Regions from separate parts of the Homo sapiens genome. Here region 1 is linked to region 2. A link is an interaction called in ENCODE POLR2A ChIA-PET data of the cell type or tissue named here. Cell type or tissue: Caco-2. All regions are shown on one strand. Region 1 has its middle 28 kb from the start of MIR8059. Region 2 has its middle 11 kb from the start of WFIKKN2.

Region 1 (5,000 bases), 49 kb before region 2:
AACCTTCCAAACCATTCTCCTTGTTCTCTCCAGGCTGCTGACTGGATACAGATGTCCAAGGCCAATGAGGAAGCCATGTGTCAAAGATGGCAGGGGGCAGGGCATGGTGGCTTACACCAGTAATCCCAGCACTGTGGAAGGCTGAAGCAGCTGGATCACTTGAACCCAGGAGTTTGAGACCAGCCTGGGCAACATAGTGAGACACCATCTCTACAAAGAATTTAAAAACTGGGCCAGTCGTGATGGCTCACGCCTGTAATCCCAGCACTTTGGGAGGCTGAGGCAGGCAGATCACAAGGTCAGGAGTTCGAGACCAGCCTGGCCAACACAGTGAAACCCTGTCTCCACTAAAAAATACAAAAAATTAGCTGGGCGTGGTGGCAGGCGCCCATAATCCCAGCTACTCGGGAGGCTGAGGCAGGAGAATCGCTTGAACCCAGGAGGCGGAAGTTGCAGTGAGCCGAGATCGCACCATTGCCCTCCAGCCCGGGCAACAGTGTGATGAGACTCCATCTAAAAAATAAATAAATAAATAAATAAATAAATAAATAAATAAATAAATAAAATAAAAAACTAGCTGGGCACAGTGGCTCACATCTGTAGTTCCAGCTACTTGGGAGGCTGAGGTGGGAGGATTGCTTGAGTCCAGGGGGTTGAGGCTGCAGTGAGCAGTGATTGCACCACTGCACTCCAGTCTGGGTGGGTGACAGAGCAAGACTCTGTCTCAAAAAACAAACAAAAAAAAACTTTTGTGACTTTGTGGAACTCAGGCCAACTGGATTTCCTATGAAGAAATACACTTCTATTACATTAAGCCACTGAAACCTTGGTGTTTGCCTGTAATAGCAGCTGGTGTCACCTTAACTAGAGTTGAAGCCATGGGAGCAGAGCAACCAGAGCAGGGAGAGGCAGGAAGAGAACTGAGGCAGGACCCTGGGGACACCTCATTAAAGAGCGGCTGACACGGAGGTGGCACAAAGGAGACTGAGAAGGAAGCAAGAGGAGGATGAGGGCAGAGTGGCCTTCTGGAAGAAAAGGAATGTGGTGGCCAGGCATGATGGCTCACGTCTGTAATCTCAGCACTTTAGGAGGCCAAGGCAGGTGGATCACTTGAGGTCAGGAGTTTGAGACCAGCCTGGCCAACATGGTGAAACCCCATCTCTACTGAAAATACAAAAACTAGCCAGGTGTCATGGTGTGTGCCTGTAATTCCAGCTACTCAGGAGGCTGAGGCAGGAGAATTGCTTGAACCTGGGAGGCGGAGGTTGCAATGAGCTGAGATCACACCACTGCATTCCAGCCTGGGTGACAGAGCGACACTCCGTCTCAAAAAAAAAAGAATAGGCCGGGCGCAGTGGCTCACGCCTGTAATCCCAGCACTTCAGGAGGCTGAGGCGGGTGGATCACAAGGTCAGCAGTTCAAGACCAGCCTGGCCAACATGGTGAAACCCCGTCTCTACTAAAAATACAAAAATTAGCCAGGCATGGTAGCAGGTGCCTGTAATCCCAGCTACTCCGGAGGCTGAGGCAGGAGAATCGCTTGAACCTGGGAGGCGGAGGTTGCAGTGAGCCGAGACCGTGCCATTGCACCCCAGCCTGGGCGACAGAGCAAGACTCCGTCTCAAAAAAAAAAAAAAAAAAAAAGGAATGTGGTTGACGGAGAGAGAAGTGTCTTAGTCTGTCTTATGCTGCAATAACAGAGTACCTGAGACTGGATAATTATGAGGAACAGGGATTTATTTCTTATAGTTCTGGAAGCTGGGAAGTCTAATATTGAGGGGCCGGCATCTGGTGAGGGCCTTCTTGCCACATCATCTGACAGTGGAAGGGCAAGAGAGGTAGAGACAGAGAGAGAAAGGGGCCAACTTCATCCTGTTATAAGGAACTCACTCCCACTGAGATAACAGCATTAGCTCTTTCTTGAGGGCAGAACTTCCTGGCATAATCACGTCTCATTAGGCCCTACCTCAACACTGTTGCATTGGGGATTAAGTTTCCAACACATGTTTTTGGGAGTACACATTCAAACCACAGTGAGAAGAAACTCTAGATACGTATGTATACATACATACATAAATATATGTACTTTTTTTTGAGACAGGGTCTCACTCTGTCACCCAGGCTGGAGTGCAGTGGGGGTGATCATAGCTCGCTGCAGCCTCAGCTTCCTGGGTTCAGGCAATTCTCCCACCTCAGCCTCCTGAGTAGCTGATACTACTGGCATGCACGCCACCACACCTGGCTGGTTTTTTTTGTTTTGTTTTGTTTTGTAGAGATGAAGTCTCACTATGTTGACCAGGCTGGTCTCAAACCCCTGGGCCCAAGGTCCACCCACCTCAGCCTCCCCAGGTGCTAGGGTTACATGCATGAGCCACTGAGCTCAGCCAAACACTATATATATATAATATAAAAATATATATGTACAGAGGCAAAGGCTTAAAAAATAATTTAAAAAGTATATCTATATTTTTCCCAAACTAAAAAGGATGTGTCAATTGAGGCCAAGAGGATGCAAACAATCCAAAGACCAAAAGCCTATTATTTAATTAACTTCCTTTCTTTGCTTGTTAGATGAGATTTGGATTTGATGTGTCTGTTTTCTTGGCCCTGGTCTGCTCATGAAAGCCTTCTACAGGGGGAAGCTGTGGGCAGGTTCCTATAGCGACTCTTTGGGAGAACTCTCACAGGGCTGAGTAATTGCTTAGTTCTGCCTGCTTCGTTCCCTTCTGCTTCATAGGTACTACAAAATAGTTGTTGTCCACAGTGGTGAGCCCCGCAGTGAGTGAAAACAAGTTCTGGAAGTTCAGTGTGCTGTCTTGGCACTGGTCCATGTCCTTCATTGTTATGTCTGCAGCCAGAGGGTCTTTTTGATTCTCCAAAAATCCAAGGAACTCCTTTCCCATGAGTACTTTCAGGCCCTCCTTCATTAAGTAGCCTTTATCCCCGGCAAATCTGTGAAACGTAAACAACACGGTTTCCATGGTGTGTTCCATTGGACTGGGGTTGTTCGTGAGATCTGTTGAAACCTTGGCTGGAGGTGCGTTGTGGGCGCTTGGCAAGCTGGGCCTCAGGGCCCCTCGGGAAGGAGCAGTATTAAGAACTTGTTTTGCTATCTCAAGGACAAAAAAACAAACACCGCATGTTCTCACTCATAGGTGGGAATTGAACAATGAGAACACTTGGACACAGGAAGGGGAACATCACACACCGGAGCCTGTTGTGGGGTGGGGGGAGGGGGGAGGGATAGCATTAGGAGATATACCTAATGTAAATGACGAGTTAATGGGTGCAGCACACCAGCATGGCACATGTATACATATGTAACAAACCTGCACGTTGTGCACATGTACCCTAGAACTTAAAGTATTAAAAAAAAAAAAAAGAACTTGTTTTGCAAAGGAGCCCTGGGTCAGGCACAGGGTCTGAGGCTGGCCTTGTGAGGGCCCCTTTCCTTGTGGGGACAGGCCACCACACCACACGGCAGATGCAGCTCAGGGCAAGATGCAAGGTGGCAGGACCCAGGAGAGATGCTCAGTCCAAAGTGGAGCGGTGTTCAGGGGCTCTGGGCTGGGAGATTTACGTGGGGGTCTTAACTTCTTGAAGTCATGAACCCCTCTGAGAACAAGGCAAGAGCTAAGGCTTGAGAGCAATGTAGGCAGCCGTACGCGCTATTTCACTCCAGCCTCGGGGCTCTCATGGACCTCCTGAGGCTGGCCCGTGGGACCCAGGGAAAGAGCCTCGGCCTTGCAGAGTCTCTTACAACCTTGACTAGCTGCCTCCCACAACCCTGCTGGGATCACTACCTTACAAAGGAGGAAATAGATGCCATGTAGAACTTGCTTGGAGTCACACAGCTACAAGTGTGACGCCTGAATTTGAAGGCAGGTGTGTCTGACTGTCCTGTTCCCTTAGCGGTTCAGCACGGGGCCTCTTCAGCCGTCCCAAGGCATCCCCAACACAGAAGGCGTCTAGGGAAGGGGTCAGGGGAGGGTTCAGGGAGGAGGGGATGTCTGGGCTCAGCAGGTGGCATGGCCATGGGAGCCTCAGGGCTAGGGAGAACCCAAGGCTGGGAGAGAGGCAGGGCCTTGCTCAGGACGTGGCAGAGACAGGGGTGAGCTCAGGCGGAAGCCCGAGCTGTCAGGCAGCCCTGAGTGGCCGGAGCGGAGTGGTGGACCCAGGAGTGGGGAGACGCCTCATCCAGCAGCCCACGGTCTGTTTCCTTCTACCCCTGGATCAGGAGAGAGCAGGAGGCCTGACGTTAGCTAGACTTCCCTCTGCCTAGCATTGTCATTACTCAGCCTTTGCTTTTCTTGGCCTCACAAGCAAGGCTGGGGACAGGAACGAATATGACAGTGTCTCAATCACCATAGGGAGTCAGAGGCATTTCCCTCTAATCTGAGGCCTCCCCGTCTGAGGCCCTGTGTATTTGCTTCTAGAGCTGCCTTAACTAAGTACCACACACTAGGCAGCTGCAAACAACAGAAGGGTATTGCTTCACGGTTCTGGAGGCCAGGAGTCTGGAATTCAGGTGTGGACGGGCCTGCTCCCTCCAAGCCTGGAGGGGGAAGACTTCTTGCCTCTTTTCTGGCTTCCGGTGGTTGCCAGTCCTCCTGGCAGGCCCAGACTTGCGGCTGCCTCCCCGAAGTCTCCGCGTCTTCTTTCTTTCACACAGAGCAGGAGCATATGTCTGTCTCTCTGTCTCTTCTCTTCTTTCATAAGGACACTAGTCCTATTGGATTAAGAACCCACCCTACACTCCAGTATGACCTCACCTTTGCTAATTTCATCTGCAACAATCCTATTTTCAAATACGTCACATTCTGAGATACTAGGGGTTAGGTCTTGAGCATATCTTGTGATAGGAACATGGTCCTACCCATAACACCCTGTGGGGTAATTTACCTTTCCCTAAGAAGCTCTGACCCTGAACACCCTTGGACTGTGGCATCCCCACCCTCACACCGGCCTGCAGCAACCGCCGACCTGGCAGAGCCAGGAGC
Region 2 (5,000 bases):
GGGTAGTAAGATCACTCTACAAGAGGCTTGGGAGCTGGGCCCTATTAACCGGGTACAACTGGAAAGCCCAGGAAGGAGGACCTGGCGCCGAGTGGCTGCCCCCTGCCCCCTCCCACCCTCGGCAGCTCTCAGCTCAGAACAGACCCCAGAACCGAAAGGCCTCCCCTCACGTTTCTGGGTCTGGGGCTTTGCAGTTTCAAATGTTTTATTCTATTGCTCACAGAGTATATCCAAAGTGAACACCCACTATAGACTGATTTGGGGTTCAGAAAATATGGGCACTTAGGGAATGGGTGGTTTCGAACCTATTATAACTTCTGACCTACTACCTGGCATTCATTTTCTATCCTTGAAACCAAGCCGGGGTCCTTTCTTTCTGTTACCCTAGGCCTTATACAAAGCCTGGCATCTAGCAGGAGCTCAGGAAAGGGTGGATGGAGCTCCCAGGGCCTGGTTGCCAGCCAGTCTCGGGAGGTTGCTTTGCTCAGTCAAATCGAGGAGATTTGGCCCCAGCCTAGGTCCTGGGACATAACGAAATTGAGGCCCCTTTATCCAGGCTAGACTCACCTGTCTCCTGTCTGCCCTGGATACTCACTCCTCACCTTCCTGCACCCACTTGGCTCTCTCCTTCCTGTTCTGACCCTCAGTTTGCCTCTTCAGAGGACTATTCCCGAGCGGGCCTGTCTCCAGATCAGCCCCCAGGGCCTCTGGGGCAGGGCAGCTTGGCTTTTTCCACCCTCCGCCTCCCCCAGCACCTCCAGCCTGCTAGGACACTCTGCTCCATTGTCTAGCCAGCCGCTCCGTAGTCTGATGTCACCCCCCGGACAGTGGGGCTGGAGAGCAGGGATGGGGTGAACCCTGACTAGAGTCCACAGCATCGGTGATTGCCTTAGGCCGTGGGGAACTCCCTCCGTCCCCTTGTCCTATTGTAAAACAGCAGCATGCTTGCGCACGTCCTATGTGCCAGGTACCAGCTCTTGTAAGCTCCACTGCAACTGGAGGAGACAGAAGGCTATTTTGTAGGTAGGAAAACTAAGGCTAGACGGGATAAGAAACTTGCCCCAAATCGGATGAGTGGCAGAGCCAAGACTTGAATCCTGCCAGTCTGACTTCAGAGTTTTTGTTTTGTTTTGTTTTTGAGATGGAGTCTCACTCTGTCACCCAGGCTGGAGTGCAGTGGCATGATGTCAGCTCACTGCAACCTTCGCCTCCCGGGTTCAAGCGATTCTCGTGCCTCAGCCTCCCTGAGTAGCTGGGATTACAGGCGTGTGCCACCATGCCTGGCTAATTTTTGTATTTTTAGTAAAGACAGAGTTTTGCCATGTTGGTCAGGCTGGTTTCGAACTCCTGACCTCCGGTGATCCGCCTGCCTCGGCATCTCAAAGTGCTGGGATTACAGGCATGAGCCACCGCGCCCAGCCCAGAGCTCTTAATGCTCATGTTATGTTGTTTCTCCTAGTGTGCAACACACACACACAAACACACACACACCCTGCTCTGGGCTGGGCAGTGTGGAGTCCTATCAGGACCCCAAATATCTCTAAAGAGACTGCCTCCCATCAGCACACACATACCACTCAGGGCTGTTTACAACCTCACCCTGTGACAAGTATTTCTATCACACACACAAGCAGTCCTGGCCTAGATTCATCAGCCTTCTGCCTACTCATCCTTCAAGACTCAGCTCCTTGGGGAAGCCTCTGCTGTCCCCCGGCTGTGTGAGCACTCCTCTCTGAGTCCCTCTCCCTCTGTGTTTGTGCTGATCCAGATCAGAATCATTGCCTAGGGCCTCCAGGAAGCTGTGGGCCCAGCTCTCAGAGCTCATGGGGGTGCTTGCTGGGTGAAACAGAGGGTCCTGGGACCAGGGGCCACTCAGCGCTGCTGCACTGAACAACCACAAGCCTAGAAGGGGCCTCTCTGGGGTCCTCCCTCTTTTTCCCAGCTCCACCTCATGTTGCCTCCTCCTCCTCCTCTTCCTCCCACCTCTCTGAAGAGTCTGAAGCTTCCCTCCTACTCTGGAGAATTTGTGATTAATGCAGGCGGGATGGGTGGCAGGGTTCCTGGGCCCTATTCTTGGCTGTGGCCTCATTCTGGAATGTGCCCTGAGGTCAGGTGACACTCCTCACTCAGGCTGTGTCAGGAGGAAGGAAGAGTAAACCTCCAGCTGACATCTCCTGAGGGAGAGGGCAGGGTGGGCAGGTGGGCAAGCCCCTCACCCCTCTCCTGCCTGCCTCCCAGGCTCCTGAGGCCCTCGACCCATTTCAGGGTCACGTTGGAGTCCCTGCGGTCCCGTCCCAAATTACCCCGGGACACGGTACTCCACTAGGTCTCCAGCAATACTCTGGCCACCCTCAACCCCACTCGGATGAGGGAAAGCAGAACCCAGCCCAACATAGACTAGCCTCTCCTGGAGGTGGGGCCTCTTCCCAGGTGTCTGTCAGGGGCAAAGGGGGCACTTGCGTGCTTTCGGCCCTTTTCAGGCCTTGAGGACACTGCCAGAGACCCGACGGGAGGAGGTGGACCCATCCAGATAACTTGTTTTCTGTTTTGATGTGAGGGATGCATCCAATTCTGTCCATAGTCTAAGTGAGAGCAGACGACGGTGACTTTATCTCCTTTCTGGGTGGGTAGCCTGGAAGCGAGGAGGGGCCTAGGGTTTTCTCAAGGACCCTGGGCAGGGGAGAAGCACAGTGCCAGGAGTGGGGTGGACATGAGAATGCTAACCCCTGCGCCAGGCACTTTACGTGGACTGCCCGGTTGAATCCTCCCAACCCTCTGAAGGCACCATATTATTTTACTATTTCACCACTTGGCAGATCACACTCTAAGCTGCAACCTTCAGGAGGGCAAAGACCTATACACCAAACACAAGCCTGACCATGTTCATTAAGTGTTTGTCGAATGAATGAATGAATGGGGCAAGCCCTATAGGCTTTATGGAGGAAAAGAGGCCCTCATAGGTGCTATTTTACAGATGCTGAATCGGAGACTCTAAATGTTTAAAGGACCCAAGGCTATAGGGTCATTAAATGAAAGAGCCAAGATTCAAAGCCAAGTCTGTCCGAATTTGGTACCTGTACCCTTATCACGATATTACATATGTATTTTAACCATCGCAGTTAAAGGCTGAGGACCCCAAATGGCGGTTCCCCTTCTAAACACCCATAACCACCACTTCCAACTGGTCCTTGACCTCTGGGAGTACCAAGGGTTTACAGAAATTTTATAAAGCCATACCCTTCAATACTGTTAGTACTGAATTCATGTAAATGAATTTAAATTAAATAAAAACGTAAAATTCATTTCCTCAGTTACGCTAGTTATGGATCAAGTGCCATGTTTCATGTGGCTGGTAGCTGCCATACTGGACAACACAGACAGAATATTTCCAACATTACAGGAAATTCTATTGCACACCCCTGTTACAAAGGATTGACACAAATTTCTCTTTACTCCCATTGTCTCATGACCCTGATCTCAGCCTCAGTATGCCCTCATCTTTTCTCCTGAAAAGCTTATACATCTTTTTTCTTTTCTCTCTTTTTTTTTTTTTTTTTTTTTTTTGGAGATGGAGTTTCACTCTCTTACCCAGGCTGGAGTGCAATGGTGCAATCTCGGCTCACTGCAACCTCTACCTCCTGGCTTCAAGTGATTCTCCTGTCTCAGCCTCCCAAGTAGCTGGGATTACAGGCGCCCACCATCACACCCGGCTAATCTTCATATTTTTAGTAGAGATAGGGTTTCGCCATTTTGACCAGGCTGGTCTCGACCTCCTGACCTAAGTGATCCACCTGCCTCGGCCTCCCAAAGTGCTGGGATTAGAGGTGTAAGCCACTGTGCTTGGCCAGGTTTATATATCTTCATGCAAATAAAGTTCTTGATGGCCTCCCTCAATACCCCAGAGTTCCCAAAAAGGGACACAAATAAGTGCGCACACACACGCAGCACCAGCAGTCATGACACGCAGGTGAAGATGAGTTCTCCAAACTTTTAGCTGAATATGGTAGGGGTGCTGCTGATGGGAAGGAGACAGTGGGAATGAGAGGCTAAGTCCTCCCATGGCACAGCACAGTGCCCATGACAGCTGCCGCCTCCCAGGAATCAGCCTGCCACCAGGCCAGTTATTCAGCAGCTTTTCAGAGACACCTATGCTGCAGCTGTCATCTTGTTTCTTGCATGGAAGTGCTGACTAAAAGTCTAATAATTATTTTGTTAGTGGTCATTGCTGCTATAAGTGTGCTGCATAAATGTTTAAAAAGAGGGCCCAGGGGGCTCTGTTCTGCAGGATGGGGGTGGTTAAAGACGTCAAGAACTAGGCCTACTTTAAGAGATACACGTGAAATTTAGAAAATGACAAGAGGGTAAAACTGATTACTATCTTTGGAAACCCTTGGTGATATAGGATAAAAACAAGTATAACATGCCCAAATACAGGAAAAGTCATGTAACTAATAGAGATATCATTTGTCAGATTACTTATGCTCACATAGAAGGGGATATGATAGTCTGTACAGCTTATGCACATGAACTGCCAAAATGCAATGTGAAGGTTGGCCTGACAGATGACGCTGCAGCCTGTTGTACCAGCCTGTGCTGACCTGCAGGCTTCTCAATAGGTTCGGCATGGACAAGATCTATGATGGCCAAGAGAAGGTGACCAGAGATGAATTATAATGTGGAAAGCATTGATGGTCAGCCCGGTGCCTTCACCTGCTATTTGGATGCAGGCTTTGCCAGAACTACTATTGGCAATAAAGTTTTTGGGGCACTGAAGGGAGCTGTGGATGGAGGCTTGTCTATCCCTCACAGTACCAAATGATTCCCTGCTTATGATTCTGAAGGCAAGGAATTTAATGAAGAAGTACATCAGAAGTACATCATAGGTCAGAATGTTGCAGATTGGATGCATCACCTAATGGAAGAAAATAAAGATGCTTACAAGAAAGAGTTATCTCAATACATAAAGAACAGTGTAACTACAGACGTGGTGGAGGAGATGT

The links. Peaks named below come from ENCODE experiments on the same cell type or tissue, not always from the same donor. Only the 100,000 strongest peaks of a DNase experiment are listed, where the experiment ranks them.
Region 1: POLR2A ChIA-PET joins it to region 2 with 5 read pairs; 14 of 35 experiments call an interaction of 5 or more read pairs at or near these places.

The regions. Positions count from the first base shown.
Region 1 is chr17:50,794,648-50,799,647 of GRCh38, forward strand. No RefSeq gene overlaps it. Among named protein-coding and RNA genes, the nearest start is that of MIR8059, 28 kb to the left of the region's middle. RefSeq lists enhancers at 3,938-4,488, 4,489-5,000. In Caco-2, no CTCF peak of the experiment used is centred here; a DNase peak (open chromatin) is centred at 4,499.
Region 2 is chr17:50,843,665-50,848,664 of GRCh38, forward strand. It overlaps the pseudogene RPL5P33. Among named protein-coding and RNA genes, the nearest start is that of WFIKKN2, 11 kb to the left of the region's middle. RefSeq lists an enhancer at 756-1,281. In Caco-2, no CTCF peak of the experiment used is centred here; DNase peaks (open chromatin) are centred at 827 and 2,097.